Linked DNA regions of Homo sapiens: region 1 is linked to region 2. A link is an interaction called in ENCODE POLR2A ChIA-PET data of the cell type or tissue named here. Cell type or tissue: GM12878. All regions are shown on one strand. Links, peaks and the distances in the headings refer to the core of each region. The heading gives the core; the rest is flanking DNA.

What was found. ChIA-PET counts read pairs that join two places held together with the same protein. Peaks named below come from ENCODE experiments on the same cell type or tissue, not always from the same donor. Only the 100,000 strongest peaks of a DNase experiment are listed, where the experiment ranks them.
Region 1: POLR2A ChIA-PET joins it to region 2 with 5 read pairs; 1 of 35 experiments calls an interaction of 5 or more read pairs at or near these places.

Annotation. Positions count from the first base shown.
Region 1 is chr11:74,904,020-74,918,831 of GRCh38, forward strand. XRRA1 (X-ray radiation resistance associated 1) reads right to left here. Exons shown (of 19, transcript NM_001378157.1): 9 at 3,126-3,254; 10 at 2,220-2,437. Among named protein-coding and RNA genes, the nearest start is that of XRRA1, 38 kb to the right of the region's middle. In GM12878, for the core only: no CTCF peak of the experiment used is centred there; no DNase peak of the experiment used is centred there; H3K4me3 peaks cover 687 bases.
Region 2 is chr11:74,767,394-74,769,893 of GRCh38, forward strand. All of the region lies in intron 1 of RNF169 (ring finger protein 169), which reads left to right. Among named protein-coding and RNA genes, the nearest start is that of RNF169, 20 kb to the left of the region's middle. RefSeq lists a silencer at 1,025-1,114. In GM12878, for the core only: no CTCF peak of the experiment used is centred there; a DNase peak (open chromatin) is centred at 1,118; H3K27ac peaks cover 925 bases.

The DNA of each region.
Region 1 (14,812 bases), core at 3,708-6,207, 140 kb after region 2:
CCTGAGTTGTATTGTAAACAGAAGTCTCTGCTCCTAAGTTATACATATGTACACATGATAAAGAACCTAAGAATGAGGTTCAATCTTTCAGTCTAAAGAATCATTGGTATATAATTTTAAAAATTAAAACCAATCTAAATTATTGTTAGAGTTTATTACATTATGGGAAGTGATGGGAGTAGGGTGGCATAGATAGATGCATATTAAAATTTTCTTATTAAAAAAGAAGACATGTATTTGGTTGATTCTAGGTGTTGATAGACAAAAGTGAGTTTTAAAATGTGAATTAAAAGTTTTAGGGTAATAGCCAGGTGCAGTGGTCCCAGCTACTTGGGAGGCTGAGGCAGGAGGATCACTTGAGCCCCAGAGTTCAACAATACAGTTTGAGCACGATCGTGTAACCGCACTTCAGCCTGGGGTGATAGGGTGAGACTCTGTCTCTAAAAAGAAAAAAAAAAAAGTTTTAGGGTAACCATTAGAGATACAGACATGAGATTTCTTGCTTTAAACAATTAGTGAAAAGATTGGAATTGAAAGAAAACTTAGTGCTCACAAGAAGAAAAAAAAGAAAAAGCATAGGTAAATAGAAAACACACTAATGGTAGAAATAAGGTGAAATGTATCAATAATCACCATGTGAGTTAAATTCTTCTATGAAAAAAGACTCATTAAGAATCATATAAGCAAAAATATGCAGTACTATATTGTTTTTAAGATATCCTAAAATAAATATTCATATCAAACAAAATAGAGGCCCAAGTCAAAACCAAAATTATTTATCTACCTGGGATATTTTACAACGATTAAAATACACAACCTACCAAGATAAAAGTCACAAACCTAATAACAGAGAACCAAACCAACTTCACAGTAAAAAAAAAAAAAAAAAAAGCCAGAAATGCAAGGAGATACTGACAAATCTACAACAGTGGGGACAGACTTTAATATACCTATTTCCAAAGTTAACAAACCAAGCAGACAGAAAATTATTTTAGGGAGAATCTGAATAACATAATTGTGCCCTTTATTAAGTTGTTACTATTATTATTTGTAGAGACAGGGTCTCACTCTGCTGCCAGGCTGGAGAGCAGTGGCGTGATCATAGCTCACTACAGGCTCAAGGGATCCTCCTGCCTCAGCCCCCAGTAGCCAGGACTATAGGTGCATGCCATCACACCCAGCTAATTTTTTAATTTTTTATAGAGATAGGGTCTCGTTCTGTCATCCAGGCCAGAGGGCAGTGGCATGATCATAGCTCACTGCATGCCTGAAACTCCTGGCCTCAAACAATTCTCCAGCCTTGGCCTCCCAAAATAACTGCCACTGTGCCCGGCCAGTTATTAGTATTATTTTTAACTTTGAAATCCATCTTTCTTTATTCTGCTTTAGAATGCTGGAGCTGAGGCTCTCAAAACCGTATTTCTGCTTTGACCGCTGGTTTCCTGTTAGACTCTGACAATATGGGTGGTGCTAAAGGGAGACTGCAAAGCTGGAAGAGGAAAAAGGGGCTTATCTCTTCCTATCTGCTTCCCATGGGTTTCCTAACTGCTTGTGCTTCCTGTGAATGCCACTGGAATAATGTGGTTTTTGATTTGTTTTGTTTTTGCTGTAGTCTAGCAAGTCTTTCCCCAGCAGTAGCTGAATCTAGTTTGCAGTTTTTCCAACTTTTATAAACTAGCTTCACTGTGACTCCTCCACAGGCACCAGCACCAGCTGGCCAGTATCCTCAGAGATCTGGGTCTCAGCTACATGAAGCCCATCATAGCTCGGAGACACCAGCAGCCAAGCAGCACCGCTTCCCCAGAGGTCTAAATTTCAGGTGTCAGGAGCACCTCTTCCAAGCTTCTAAAGTTGCATAATTTCAACCTCATTCTACAAAGAAAACTCCAGGCTCAGGTGGTCTCATGGTGAATTCTTCCAAAATTTAAGGATAAAATAATAATAGTATATAAACTTTCCTAGGAAACAGAAATAAAACTTCCAAAACACATTTTATCAGGCAAGCATAACCTTGATTATAAATCCTAACAAGAATACTGTAACAAAAGAAATCAATACACCAACACATCTCCCAAACATAGATGCAAACATCCTTGACAAAGAATCAGCAAATTCAATTCGTGATATTCACCATGACCAAGTGAGACTTTCAGAATAAACTCTCAGAAGTGTATTTCCACCATGAGGGTAGAATTTCTGGGACAAGGGGTGTCACTCACCTGTCCGGTCAACATCCTTTTTCATGGGCAGTACAGTATAATCCAGTTGCTCATCTGAGTCCTCAAGCATCCTTGGCTTGGACTGCAGCATGAATTGGGGCTCTTTATGGGGACTTCCCCTGCCTCCATTCCAGTCTACTGACTCGTCATAGAGCTGAACTTGCTGTAGGTATGGGATCCTGATAATCCTGTTTTCATCCAAGCTTAACTTCTTCAGTCTTCAATTAAGGAAAGTGAATATAGAATCATAGCAATAATGATACCTCAGGATTGTTTACCAAGCAACTTTAGGGAAAAAACATGGAATCAGGCTTGGATACTTATTCCTCTTGTGTGACGTTGAGCCGGTGACTTACTCTCTCTGGGATTCAATATCCCTGTCTCTAAAATGGGGATAATATTTATTAACCTTTCAGGGTTCTTGTGAAGATTTAATGAGGCAATATGTAAATGGCCTGGCACAAAGTAGTATTCAGTAAATGGTAGTTGAAACCAAAGTAAATTTTCCAGAGAAGTAAAGCTTAACAATGTAAATGCCACTATTTTCTTTACTTCAGTTAGAATTCAGGAATTAAATTTCTCTTTCTGATTCTCAATATTTTAAAAAATTTTCCTGTCTCTACTGTCAGGGTCCGAATCCTATCTTGGGTAAAATCTCCTCCTGTTTTCCTTTCTCTTTGCTGCTTCTAATTCAGTCATGTGATCAGAAATGTCCTCACTCATGGCCATTTTTATGGAGGAGCCAAAGCTCAGAGGGGAGAAATGACTTACCCATGGCCACACAGTAGAGATAAATTGTGGAGCTAGGCTTTAAACCCAAACCTTTTGGCTTCCAGAACAGCACTCAGAGTGTGAGCAAGCCTGGGGATTAGAGGAGGCCCAGCAGAGAAAGGCTTATGGCTTTACCTCCTGAGCCCAGCCAGGCTGGCAAAGCAACTGGGGTTGGAGAGTCTGTTGTCATCCAGCATCAGTGTCTCCAGCGCTGGGAACCTCAGGATGTACCTCTTGCTTGTCAGCGATGTTACAGATGCCTCCCTGTGAGTGCAAAGATCTTGGGTAATGAGCAAGGTCGAGGGACAAATTCCACCATTCCCAGGAAGCCATGGAGGACAGGGAATCAATTAGGAGGACTAACCAGCTTAGGAACGGTTCTAGTGCCCAAAAGAGGTCCCCATAGGGATGCACAGAAAGTATAATTCCTTCCCCACCTTCTCCTTTCCCAAACACTATTATACATACCATATTGTCTTCTGTATGGAGAAAGGTTACACACATCATTGAAACCAGGTTAGGGCAGGATGGGGGATTGTATAGGTAGTGCTTATAGAAAATGCCAGGTGAAAGAGGCATGACCAAGCTGGAGGGAGCATTCTGCAGATCACTGCACAATTTTGACTCAGGAAGACTCCTTGTTATGCTGTGTCACCTAGTAGACTGGTAACTGGGAGCACCAGGAGACAATGCCCTTGTTATAGACCACAGCTTTGCCACCTAGTAGGGTAAAGTAGGGTGGGTTGAGGGCACCACCCCTGGCTGCAGTGAGGCTCTCTTCTCAAGTGGCTTCATAAAATGAACACATGAGTAAGGAGTGGAGAAGTTTCTCCTTAAACTCAAACTCTCTGAAGATTCCCAGAAATACCTAAGAGTGAGATTTATGGGGGTGATGCCCTGAATTACAGGGGTGGGCAGGAAGTGGTGGCATTTTAAGTACCGCCATTAATGTGACCTCACTTGTGTCCTCCAGGTAGATGAGACCTAGGTAACTCTCTTCCACACAGGCAGATGACACAAATAACGTTTTCATTCTTCCCTCCATACTGTATGCCACCCACACACCAAAATAGTACACATAGGCACAAATGCATATAGTATACACATATATAAGCCACAAACACACACACAACTAGAGGAAGGGAAACAAACATTTCTTTAGCACCTAATGCATTTCTGGCATTGTGCGATATGTTTTGTATGTGTTATCCAAGGATAGGTATTATTTATCTCCTTTACAGATTAACAAAATGAAGCTCAGAGCAACTTGCCTGAAGTCGCATAGCTAGAAAGTGGGATGACTCAAACTAGAACCTGGGTCTGCCTGACTCCAAATCCCATGCCCTTTCCACTGCCAAATCACACCTTTCACATTCACCTCTACTAGCCCCATGTGGATTAAAGGGTGGGGAAATGGAAGGGGGAGCTGATGCCTGAGCTAGAGAGAGCTTAACAAAGGTTGGCAGTGAGTTCAAAAGCTAGGACAGTAATGTATACCTGAAGTCAGGGATATTTCACAGGTGCATTTAGAGAGGGTATATTCTAAATGAATGTATTACTAATTAATTCGTTCATTCACACTCATGAATTTCTTTAACATATATTTATGTGGCCAGGTACTGAGACTACAAATAAAAGAACACATCCCTCCCCTCTAGGTGGAGTAGGTGGACACGCAGCCTGTGGTGAGACAAACACCATAAAAGAAGTATGTGGGGAAGGCGCCTATTCGGGAAAGGCAATGTTTAAGCAAAACCATGAGGAATGGAGAGGGAATTGTCATGCTTTTAACCAATGTGAAAAAGAGAGAACAGGGAAAAAAATAATCTCTTCGTGGCTGGATCTGTAACATAATTAGTAGCTATAGGCAGCCATGTTTCCCATCATGAGGTCTAGAAAGACACAGGCAGCCCACCTGTAAAGAAAAATGTGGCAAGTCACAGAGAGGAGGAGGTGTGAAAGCTGAGAGACAGAACTTCCAGGCTGCTCCACGGTGCTCAGGGTCTATGTTCAGCATGACCCTCAGGCACGGCTGTGAGATTCCCCAATGTTCTTACAATCAATTCCCCCCTGCCTTTTTTTCTGTATCCTAACACTGACAGACTTCTATAGATTATGACAGTTCTGACTGGAAAAAGGGACAGGTCAGATAAACTTTCAGAAAGAGACCTGGCAGCACTGTAGAGAACAGGCTTGAAGTCCAAAGACCAGAGACACTTAACAGAGAAGGCAGGAAGCTTTTATACTTCATAATATTTCAAGGTCATGAGTGTGCCCTTTCCTCTTTCTGGAAGGACCAACTTTCATACATTGAATTTTTAATCTCTATCTGAGCTATTACAGAACAGTGCACAGCAGCTGTGTTGATTTATAATTGATTGGCCAATCTTAATTTTACTCTAGTGAAATATGAAACAGCTAAGAAATAAGCCTTTAAAAAATTCCTCTTAAGCTCCATAATGCAGAAGCTGGCTCTGTCTCGTCTCTTGTGACAAGTTACACTACTTCGTCTTTTTAAAGTTCTACCCTAATTATAGCATGGGAAAGTTTCATTTTTTGTCTCTAAAATAGACATCTTAAAATAGAGGGGCAGCCATCAGATGGGTGAGAAGACAGATGTCTAGCTTCAGAGGAAAGCAGCAGGCTTTCCCACCGAGCCCCTCCTGTGGCAGTTTTGGAAGAAAAGCTCTTCAAAGTGGCAAAGTCTGTCAGTAGTGGAGAAGCCGGGGTTTCCAGCTGTTCAGAGTGGTGCTATTTTTATTATCACTTCTCTTGCCAAACAGAATTACTACTACTTAAAATCTGAGAGATTTAATGAAAGTTTTTCAGAAGCTAAGGGTATGTGCAGTGGTTGGATTCAGCAATGGGAATTTGTGTACCATATTAGAAGATGCATGGGAAGGGTGGCCAGGATCCCTGAGCTCTGGCTCCGGTGCTGCTGCTGCTTTGCTTGCTGTGTGACTTCCGGCTGGTGTTGAGCATCTCTGGGCCTAGATCCTCTATCTGTATGGTAAAGGGGGATTTCTTTTACTTTACACTGTAAGACTTTCGATTAGGCTAAAAATATTGCTCAAAAGACTGAACCAAGGGCTGCAACAAACAAGATGAAACTTAGCAAGTACTTACATTACGACAAATGTCAGATCAGCTTCTGTGTTAAGATACAGAACACCAACTGTGCAAACACACAGAATAAGGGAGACATGGCTTAACAAACTGTGTGTGTGTAAAAGGGGATTATGATGTGGCTACTAAAAAGCTAGTGCTCTTTCAGGTGGCGTTATTTGGAATATAGTGACTAAAAGAAAGGAGGTAACAATTCATCCTCTGCTCTGTGCTGGTCGTGCCTGAGAACGCCGACTTGTATGGTCTGAAGCAGAAAGAGAGTAGGCCTAATGAAAGAGCCAAAGTAGCAGATTCCAGCTCAAAACAAGCAATAGAGTAGTCTACGTATAGAATGGGTCAAATATGATTCCCCTAACTCACCCAGACAAAAAAAATAGCAAGAAATGGAGACACAAATAGTTCAGAATAGATGAGGTATATGATGAATGGAAAAAGTGAAGAGAAAGGAGGATGGAGAAGCAGGCAGAGTCAGGCCATGAAAAGCTTTGAGCGATGTTAATGGAGTTTATCTTTAGGATAGTGGGAACCTGCTAAAGGACTTTAAGCAGGGCAGTGATAGAATCACATGTGCATTTCAGAAAGATCACTCTGGCTGACAGATAGGAGGATGGGCTGGGAGGCAAGAAACTGCAGACTGGGACCAAACAGGAGGATAACAGCAATGAGCAGGTTTGAGAAGAATTTAGAAAGTACAATTCACAGCACCTGGTGATTGAATGTATGTGTGGAATGAGGGAGGCCAAAATTTGGGCTAATGCTCAGGTTCTAGCCTGGACAACTACATAGTAGGTGGGAAGAAGTGCCAGTCAATGAGGCCAGGAAAGGAAAGAAAGGAGGAGAGAGCGAGAAGGAGGGCTTAATGGCATGGGGATGTGTGTGAGGAGTTTGATAAGTAGGCTAAACAGGCTTATAATTCAGAAGACTTGCGAAGAGGAGGCCACCAATAAAGAGTATAAAGATAAAGAAAAATAGTAGGTTAAGGGTGGATGACTGGGGAGCACCAACGTTTAAGAGGCTAGCAGAAAAGGAACCCACAGAGCATACTGAATCTAGATAGATGAGTGGGAAGAAAATAATGACAATGGTATTGGTCTGGAGCCCCACAGCTTTATTTTTATTTTTGTAGAGATAAGGTCTCACTACGTTGCCCAGGCTGGCCTCAAACTCCTGGGCTCAAACAATCCTCCTGCCTCAGCCTCCCAAAGTGCTGGGATTACAAGTGTGAGTGACCATGCCTGGCCAACCCACAGCTTTCAAAGCGTGCTGATTTCAACTGCTACTCTGATGCAGGTAGGAATACATTTATTCTCCCCCTCATATATAAGAACATGAAAGTGCAGGGTGGGGGAGACTTGCCTTATTTTATGTAACTAGGCTTTCCACTGAAAACAACTAGAATGATGAATAAAATATAAAAAGAAAAAAGATCCATCATTTTATTTATTTTCTTTTGTAGAGATGGGGTCTTGCTATGGTTGCCTAGGCTGGACTTGAACTCCTGGCCTAAAACGATCTTCCCACCTTGGCCTCCCAAGTAGCTGGCACTACAGGCACACACCACCATTCCCCGTGGTGGTGGATCCATCATTTTAATATGTATAAGAGATGTGAAGAGAGAAAGGAAGCAGTATGCCAAATCTAAAAACCCAGAGGGAGAAACTTAACATAGGAAGCCACTCAAGCCTTGAGGGCATATACTTATCCTGTTGAAACTGAACTATGGTTTAACAGTATCATGGGGCTAGAGAATCAAAGCCCAGGGTACCCTGAAGGTGGGGAGTTTAATCAGAGACCCTTTATATGAATTTCGGATCCTAAAGGGATACACCCTCAGGGTGAAATTAACCAAAACTAAACCTATTCTCCTTATCCCATAGCCAGGAGAAAACTGTCTTGGAGTGAACAGAGAAAGACAAGGGGAAGGGCAGACTGGTCCTCTTGCAAAACTGTAGCCCAAATCTGTATCATCAGAGTGATTCAGAAAACACCCAGTCAGGAATTTAGCTTAAGCTGATTCCATCCTGAGTGACTCTAGGTACCAAAATAAATAGAAAGGTTTATAGTGTTGCAAACTAAATAATGTGGGACCAACTCTTCCCTGAGTAAAAAACTAGAAAACCCAGACAAAATATACATTTAAAAACAATCTGCCTTAAGATACCTGGGAACTAACAAGCTGTGAAGAATTATGGCGCTAAGATTTGAAAAAAGAAGGAAATCCAAAGGGGTTCATGCAACACTTTTCCCCTAGGACTGTCTGCTGACTCCAGAAGTGGCTGAGAGGCTGAGAAGTTGAGCAGAGATTCTGACAACCCTGCTGGGCCAGGGGCGAAAATTGGAATCCAAGGCATGCCACAGAATAGAAGCCTGACTACTCATGCTCTAAGTTAGGTCATTAGAAAACCAAACCCTCGGAGGACGTATACACTAGAAATAGTATGGACGTTGCAGAGACTGAAGACTAGCTTCAAATAATTTCAATTTTTATAATTGAATTAAGATGATTTGAAATTATTAGTGATGTAGATCACCAGAAAACCCTTGATCTGGTGGGCAAAAAGTGATTTGAGTTGTCCAAAGAAAGAGCCATGGCCTCTCATTCAGTTCCTATTTACATTTAACTTAAAACTAATTAAGCTTAAATAAAATTGAACATTCAGTTCCTGTATCACACTAGCTACATTTCAAGTGCTCAAGAGCTCAATATGCCTAGTAGCTACACTATGAACAACACAGATATAGAACATTTCCAACACTGTAGTAAGTTCTACTGAACAGTGCTAAATTAGGCCTTGTAAGGATTACTAGACAGTGTCTGCAAATTGGTGCTCATCTCTGGGGATATGAAAGGCATGGTGGACCATCACTCAAAAGTGGGGGATCATAAAGGTCAGATGGAAGAATGAAAATTTAGCCAAAGTCTGTTTCACAATGGACCCAGTGAAGTCACATATCTACCCTGAACGTGTAACTGAAACTGACATACTAAACAACTGGCAGAACACCCACATTTATTTACTGAGCAACAAAGTATATAGCCCATTATAGTAGGAAGTGTCCAATTGAAACCCCAGGAACTTTTCTTCCCAATAGTAAACCAAAAACAATACTGAATCCCTGAGGTAATTGCAGAGATTACTGCCATCACTAAAGATTAAAAAGATGGAAGGATAATGATTCCTATGACATCCCTGTTTAACATCTCTTGTTTAGAAGATTGTTATGTATTGTGAAGAAGATATCCTTTGTTTATTTAGCTTGTACAGAAAACAGGTTTTGAAGAATGATTGTAGATTCCTGTAAGCTTAATCAAGAGGTGACTCCCACTTTCAGCTGCTATTCCAGGTGTGGAATCTTTTTACTGGAGCAAATCAACCAAGCCCCTGGCACTGTGGATACAGCTAAGGACCTATCAAATGTTTCTTTCTCTCTCTTTATCAATTAATAAGAACTACCAAAAGCAGTCTGCTTTCACCTGACAGGGACAACAGTACACCTTTTTCCTCTTCTCTTGGGGCCATATCAACTCCGGGATCTTGGTTATTTTGATATCCTACAGAATATCATACTGACTGGACCTGGCGAGCAGGAAAAGTTGCAAACACCCTAGATGCCTTAGTAAGATACCTGTGTGTTACAGGATGGAGGTAAGCCCCCTCCCCCATCAAAATTCAGGGTACTACGATATGGATTAATTTTTTGTTGTTATCCAGGTATCTGAAGCATGTTGTGATGTACTTCTAATGTGAAAGACATAATCCTGTACCTTGCTTCTTATTTATCTTACACTACTTGTAGGAAAAAAATCACAAAGTTTCACTGGCCTTTGTGGATTTTATTTTTATTTATTTTATTTATTTATTTTTTGAGATGGAGTCTCACTCTGTCGCCTGGGGTTGGAGTGCAGTGGTGTGATCTTGGCTCACTGAAACCACTGCCTCCCAGGTTCAAGCGATTCTCCTGCTTCAGTCTCCCGAGTAGCTGGGATTACAGGCGCCCGCCACCACATCTGACTAATTTTTGTATTTTTAGTAGAGACAGGGTTTTGCCACATTGGCCAAGCTGGTCTCGAACTCCTGACCTCAAGTGATCCACCTGCCTCGGCCTCCCAAAGTGTTGGGATTACAGGCGTGAGCCACCGTGCCCATCCCCCTTTTAAATTTTAGAAGTGACATAAAATATTTGGTGCTGTTCTAACTCATTTACTAAGTATCCCACAAGGCTGCTAGTTTTGAGTGAGGTCCAGAGCAAGGCAAGGTTCTACAACAGGTCCCAACTGTAATGCAAGTTGCTCTTCCATTGGGCATATGACTCAGCAGGTCCAAATGGCTTCTAAAGGACTATGGCAAATAGGTGTGCTGTACAGATAGGGTACCATACATCCTGGATTTCAATGATAGCCTGAGTTTTCACCTGTTATCGCCAAATAATTATTACTACTGTCCCTTTTCCCTCTCATATATGTCCTGGTTTGGATGATAAAGTACATGGTCATTCTATGAATAGAGCCTTTTCTCGGTACCCATAGCAGATTCATTTTTGAGCAAAGTTATGCCCTATTCTGCAGATAACCTTTTTTTTTTTTTTTTGAAAAACAATTTCTTGCTTACTAGTGCATGTTGGTAGAGGCCAAATACCTGACCACAGGATACTATGTGATCATGCAACCTGAGCCACTCATCATGAACTGAACATGCAACAGAAATCCCCCATCAAGTGAAAGCAATATTTGAAATCAGGCTCCAGCAAGACTGGAAAAGTTGCAGGAATATATGGCTTAGATTCCTATGGCGCATACTCCTGCTGTACTGCTACCTCTTCATCAACCCTTAACTAAGGTCCTGTGGCCATCTAATATAGGAAGAAAAACCTCTAGCTTGGTTTACAAATGACTTAGCATGATATGCTGATACCTTCTCAAAGTCAACTATTACAATATTATAGCCCCACACAGGAGTGACCAAAAACACAGGGGAAGAGAAATCTTCTAAGCAGGCAGAACTTAGAGCAATGTATCTGATTGGCCATTTGCTTGGTCAGAGAGATAGCCAGAAATACAGATCTATACTGATTCACGGGCAGTGGCTGATGGTTTAGCTGAATAGTCAAAGCTTGGAAAAAATATGGGAAAGTTGCTTAAAGTATAGAGAAAAATTATGTGACTTAACCTCTCAGAATGGATAGAGTGTGAAGACCGTGTCTCATATGACTGTTTCCCCAAGACAATCCCCTGTGGCGGAGACTCTCAATGGTCAGGAAGATAAGGTAACCCAATCCATGAATGTCAGTTGCCCTCTTTCCCTTGGTGGCAGGGATGAAGGCTACACACTTCCTTTCACCATAGCAAATCTGGTTATGACCCTTGCTGAGTACTCAACCTGCCAATGGCAGAGGCCACTGCTGAACCCCTAATATGGCACCGAATTTCTAGAGGGATTATACAGCTGTCTAGTATCAAGTTGACTTTAAAAAGCAGCAGCAAGTTTCCTTTACTAGATTATAAATGTATTTTTGGATATAGATTTGCCTTCCCTGCCCACAATGTTCTACAAGTGGAATAGAAACTGTTGATACAATAATACTAGCTTTTGTAATTGCCCATGTATTTACCTTTAATGAGAGCTTTATTCCTTCTTACAGCTTTGAGTTACTGTCTAGCATCCTTTCATTTCAACCTGCAAAACTCCCTCCAGTATTTACGCAGGGCGGGACTGGTGGTAATGAATTTTTTTTACCTTTTGTTTATCTGGGAATGTCTTAATTTCTTCCATACTTTGGAAGAACACTTCTGCTGGATGTAGGATTCCTGATTGACAGGTTTTTTTTTCTTTTAGCACTTTAAATATTTAATATATCAGCCCACTGCCTTCTGGCCTTAAAAGTTTCTGACAAGAAGTCTGCTGATAATCTTATTGAAGATTCCTTGTATGTGATGAGTTGCTTCTCTCTCACTGCTTTCAAGATCCTCTGTCTTTTAACAGTCTGATTATAATATGACTCAGTGGAGGTCTCTTTGAGTTCATCCTATCTTGGAGTTCACTGAGCCTCATGTATGTTTATATTCATGTCATTCATCAAACTTGGGAAGTTTTAGGCTATTATTTCTTCAAATAATCTCTCCGTGCTTTCTCTCTTCTCCTTCTGGGACTTTCATAATACATAGGTTGGTTTGCTTGATGGTATCCCAATCCCACAGGTCCCTTAGGCTTTGTTCAAGTCAATCTTTTTTTTTCCTCTTGTTTCTCTGACTTGATACATTTAATTGTTCTGTCTTCAAGTTTGCTGATTCTCTCTTCTGACTGCTCGAATCTGCCTTTGAAACTCTCCAGTGAATTTTTCATTTCTTATTCTAATTTTCAGGTTCAAAATTTCTTTTTAGGTTGTCTATCTCTTTGTTGATATTTCCATTTTGTTAATATATCATTTTCTTGACTTTATTCATATCTTTCATTAGTTCTTTGAAAACCTTTAAGACAGCTGTTTTAAAGTCTTTATCTAGTAAGTACTCACTTTCTCAGGGATAGTTTCTGTTGCTTAATTTTTTCCTTTGGATGGGCCATATTTTTCTGTTTCTTTGTATGCCTTGTGATTTTTTTGTTGAAAGCTGAATATTTGAATCTATTAATATGGTAACTCTAGAAATCAGATTCTTCCCTTTACCAGGGTTTGCTGGGTTTTTTTGTTTCGTGTTTGATTATTGCAGGCTGTCTCTGTGTCAAGGATCAGGCTGATGTGTAAATGTAAGTTCTTCTCAGGTCTTTTCTAAGCCTGTGCATTTCTCTGGATATATGTGGTGACATTCTAATTTCCTCTGTATATGCAGCTGATTTTGAATGTCCTAGACTTTAATGCCTGGCTCCCAAAAGATGGGGAAAGGAATGAGGATTAAGAAAAGAAATCCTTTAAATTCCCTGGAAGTCTCTTCAGCTGGAGCAGAAAGGGCTTATGACAGTTGTGGATGGGTGTGTGTGCAACAATGGTTGTGTGCCTCTGTGTGCACCTCAATGATGAGAAGTAGCAATCAGTGATCACAGCACAAATCTCTAAAATTTGGAGGACAGAGATCTTTTTGTCCACCCTGGCTCCTGCAAGCTGCATGTGAATTACCCAATGAATATATTTCTTATTCTAATTTTCAGGTTTAAAATTTGAACCATGAGATTGGGAGTTAGGGGATGGGTAGCTGCTACCGGGTTAAAGCTGTAATTGACTGAAATTAGTTGCAGTTTGTCATCTAAATCTTCCCCTGGAAGACGTAAACTTTTAATAGAGTGTGAAGATTATTTGTGTCCACAGTTTCAAAATTGTTACATCAGACTGATTCTGGCAATGAAATTGTTGTCTAGATGAGGAGACAGATTCTTGGTGCTTCCTACTCCATCATCTTCCCAGAATCCTCTAGTGAAATAGTCTTTGATGATTTATCTACTATACCAATTAGATATAGTTAGGGAAGTTGGGACCCTAACTTAACAGCATAGGATATCACATAAACCAAAACTGATACTGTTTTTCTCATAACCACAACCTAAGGTCCTAGGAATTAATGGAAATGAAAGTAGCTCCTCTTACAATTATATCTAATAGTCCACTTGCAGAATTTTTGCTTCTCATTCTACAACTTTTGGCACTTCTGATTTACAGGTCTTAGTTCCTAAGGAGGTACTTTTACCAAGAGACACAATCATGGTTCCACTGAACTGGAAGTCGAGATTGCTACCAGCCACTTGCATTTCTCATTTCACTGAACCAACAGTCAGACAAAGAGGGGTTCATTCTACTGGCTAGGTGACTGATATTGTTTATAAAAATAAATATAATTGCTGTTATACCTTGAGGTTAAAAAAAAAAAAGTATCTCTGGGACTAGAGTATTATCTGGTGCTCCTCTAAGAAGTTCCATGTCTTTTAGTCTTTTAATGAAGACTACAGCAACCCAGTAAAAGCAGGACCTTAAAGGACTCAGACCCTTCAGAAGTGAAGGTTCAGAAGACCACATCAGTTAAAGAACCCCAACCAGCCAAGGTGCTGGAAGATGACAGAGGAACATTAAATAGGTGATGGAAAAAAGGATTTACAAATATCCACTATGGCCTCCTGACCAGTTAAGAAAAGATCACTGTAGCAACTATGCATATTTTCGTGTGCATTTTCTTCCTTCCTTAGTGTGTGTGTGTGTGTGTGTGTGTGTGCACTCGCATGCACACTTAAACTGCTAGTGGTGACTGACTTTACAACTTAGTTTTTAGGATATAAAATATCCATAAATTTCTTTAGAAGAGAAAATAATATCATCCAGCAATGGCTACAGTAACTGATGGAACTGTGTCTCATCCTTCTTGAGGGGATGGTGAAAGTGTCTTCAGTATAAGAGGAAGAGTTCCTTCATGTTAGGTAAAAGCATGTTGCAGTTGCTATTGTTGTATGGAAATTAAATATGGAGGGAAGCAGGAGGGTAGCTATTGGGGTTCCAAGGGTTGAATGGTGCCAGTTATCTGCCTATTTGCTCTCAGCCTTCACCCCTTCCTTCTGTGTTCTTCTATGTATTGTAGGGGGCTGGAGCCATCTCCTTAACTACACTTCCCAGACTGCCTTTCCAACTAGTTGGATACTGCCAATAGAAGGGATTCATGAGAGACTGGAAGGCCAGAGCCAGGGAGAAGCAACTCTCTTGTCTGGCTTCTGATAGCATTTCTG
Region 2 (2,500 bases), core at 1-2,500:
AAAGTTTCTTTTTTTATTTTTATTTTTTTTGAGACAGAGTCTCACTCTGTCACCCAGACTGGAGTTCGGTGGCGTGATTTTGGCTCACTGCAACCTCCACCTGCCAGGTTCAAGCCTCCCGAGTAGCTGGGACTACAGGCACGGGCCACCACGTCTGGATAATTCTTTTTTATTTTTATTTTTATTTATTTTTTGAGATGGAGTCTCGCTCTGTCGCCCAGGCTGGAGTGCAGTGGCGCGATCTTGGCTCACTGCAACCTCCGCCTCCTGGGTTCACGCCATTCTCCTGCCTCAGCCTCCCGAATAGCTTGGACTACAGGTGCCCGCCACCATACTTGGCTAATTTTTTGTATTTTTTTTTTTTTAGTAGAGACGGGGTTTCACCGTGTTAGCCAGGATGGTCTCAATCTCCTGACCTCGTGATCCGCCCACTTCGGCCTCCCCATTCTTTTTTATTTTTTAAAAATAGAGATGGGGTTTCAGTATGTTGCCAGGGCAGGTCTTGAACTCCTGGCTTCAGGATATCCCCCTGCCTTGGCCTGTCCAAGGTCTTGAGATTACAGGTGTGAGCCACTGTGCCCAGCCACTGTCTTTGCTTTTTAAGTGGAATTTATCAATAAGGATGATTAGTGGCCAAGAATAGTCAAGACCATTTTGAAGAACACGATGGGTGGATTTGCTTTCTCAAATATCAAGCTGTTTAAAGCCATGTTAATTAAGACAGTGAAGTATTGGTATCAGGGTGGTTGAATAATTAATGTTAAAATTAAAGAGCATAGAAACATGCCCTCATATATTTAAATTTGGTGGATAATGAGTGGCCATTACAAATCACTAGGGTAAAGGTGTCATTTTTACTTTTCATGGGTGGTTAGCTAACCTTAGAGAAAAAAATAGATCTTTAGCACCATATGCAAAAAATTATTTGTAGAGCCAGGCATGGTGGCTCACGCCTGTAATCCCAGCACTTCAGGAGGCTGAGGTGGGCGGATCACTCAAGGTCAGGAGTTTGCGACCAGCCTGGCCAACATGGGGAAACCCCGTCTCTACTGAAAATACAAAAATTAGTCAGGCGTGATGGCGCATGCCTGTAGTCCCAGCTACTCAGGATGCTGAGACAGGAGATTCGCTTTAACCTGGGAAGCGGTGGCTGTAGTGAGCTGAGATCACGCCACTGCACTGCAGTCTGGGTGACAGAGCTAGACTCTGTCTTAAAAAAAAAAAAAAAAGGTTGTAAATGGATTAAAGGTCAAACTGTAAAACTTAGAAAATGCTAGGACTATCTCTATGAAAATGGAGTAGAGAAAGGCTTTCAAACAAACAAAAAATGTAAAGATTGATAATTTGACCACATTAAAGTTAAAAATTGGGCCAGGCGTGGTGGCTCATGCCTATAATCCCAGGACTTTGGGAGGTTGAGGTGAGAGGATTGCTTGAGGCCAGGAGTTCAACACCAGCCTGGGCAACATAGGGAGACCTTGTCTCTACAAAAAAATATAAAAATTTAGGCAGGCATGGTGGGGTGTGCCTGTAGACCCAGCTATTCAGGAGGCTGAGGTGGAAGAATACTTTGAGTCCAGGAGTTTCGGGCTGCAGTGAGTGCTCTAGCCTGGGTGACAGAAGCGAGACCCTGCCTCAAAAGAAACAAAACAAAACAAACACACCAGAAACAGAAAAAGAGATTAAGTAAGAAGACCAACCAGAGGCTGGGAGAAGATAGTTGCAGTGAAGTAACTGACAAAAGATTGATATCCAACATATATGAACTACAAATCATTATGATGACAGATAGCTTATTAGAAAAATGGTGAGAAGATTTGAATAGGCATTTCATAGAAGAAGGAAACTGAAAGTCTGGTAAACATCTAGAATGATACGCAACAGCATTAGCAATCAGGGAAATGCAAATTAAACCAGTGATATGCCATCAGACTGCTATAATTTGTAATTGATTAATTATAAATAATGAGCACCTATATACTGCTGGAGGAGTATAAGTTGCCATACAACCACGTTGGAGAGCAGTTTGGCCATATCTAGTAAGGTTGAAGAGATAGATTCCTTGCTATGCAGAGATTCCATTAATAGGTGTGTGCCATAGTGAAACTCTTGTGTACATATGCACACACACAATGATGCTCACATTACAGCACTGTAGTACTAGAAAATGTAGTAACAGTTGTCTTTGATAGGAGAAGGGATAAATTAGTTTCTACAGCTGTTAGAATGAATGAACTGGGTATATATCAACATGGATAAATCTGGAAAAAATACTTGCAAAAGGAAAAGTTGCAAAAGAATATGTATCCTTTGATGCCATTTATATAAGTAAAAGTACGGAAGATAGGAGTCATTTCAATAGCTTGAGTGAGAAATGAAGAAACAATCAGCCAATGTAGACTCTACTCTCCTTGTACCCCCCAACAAGGTCTCCCTCTGACATCCAGGCTGGAGTTCAGTGATGAAATCATGGCACATTACAGCCTCTACTTTTCAGGCT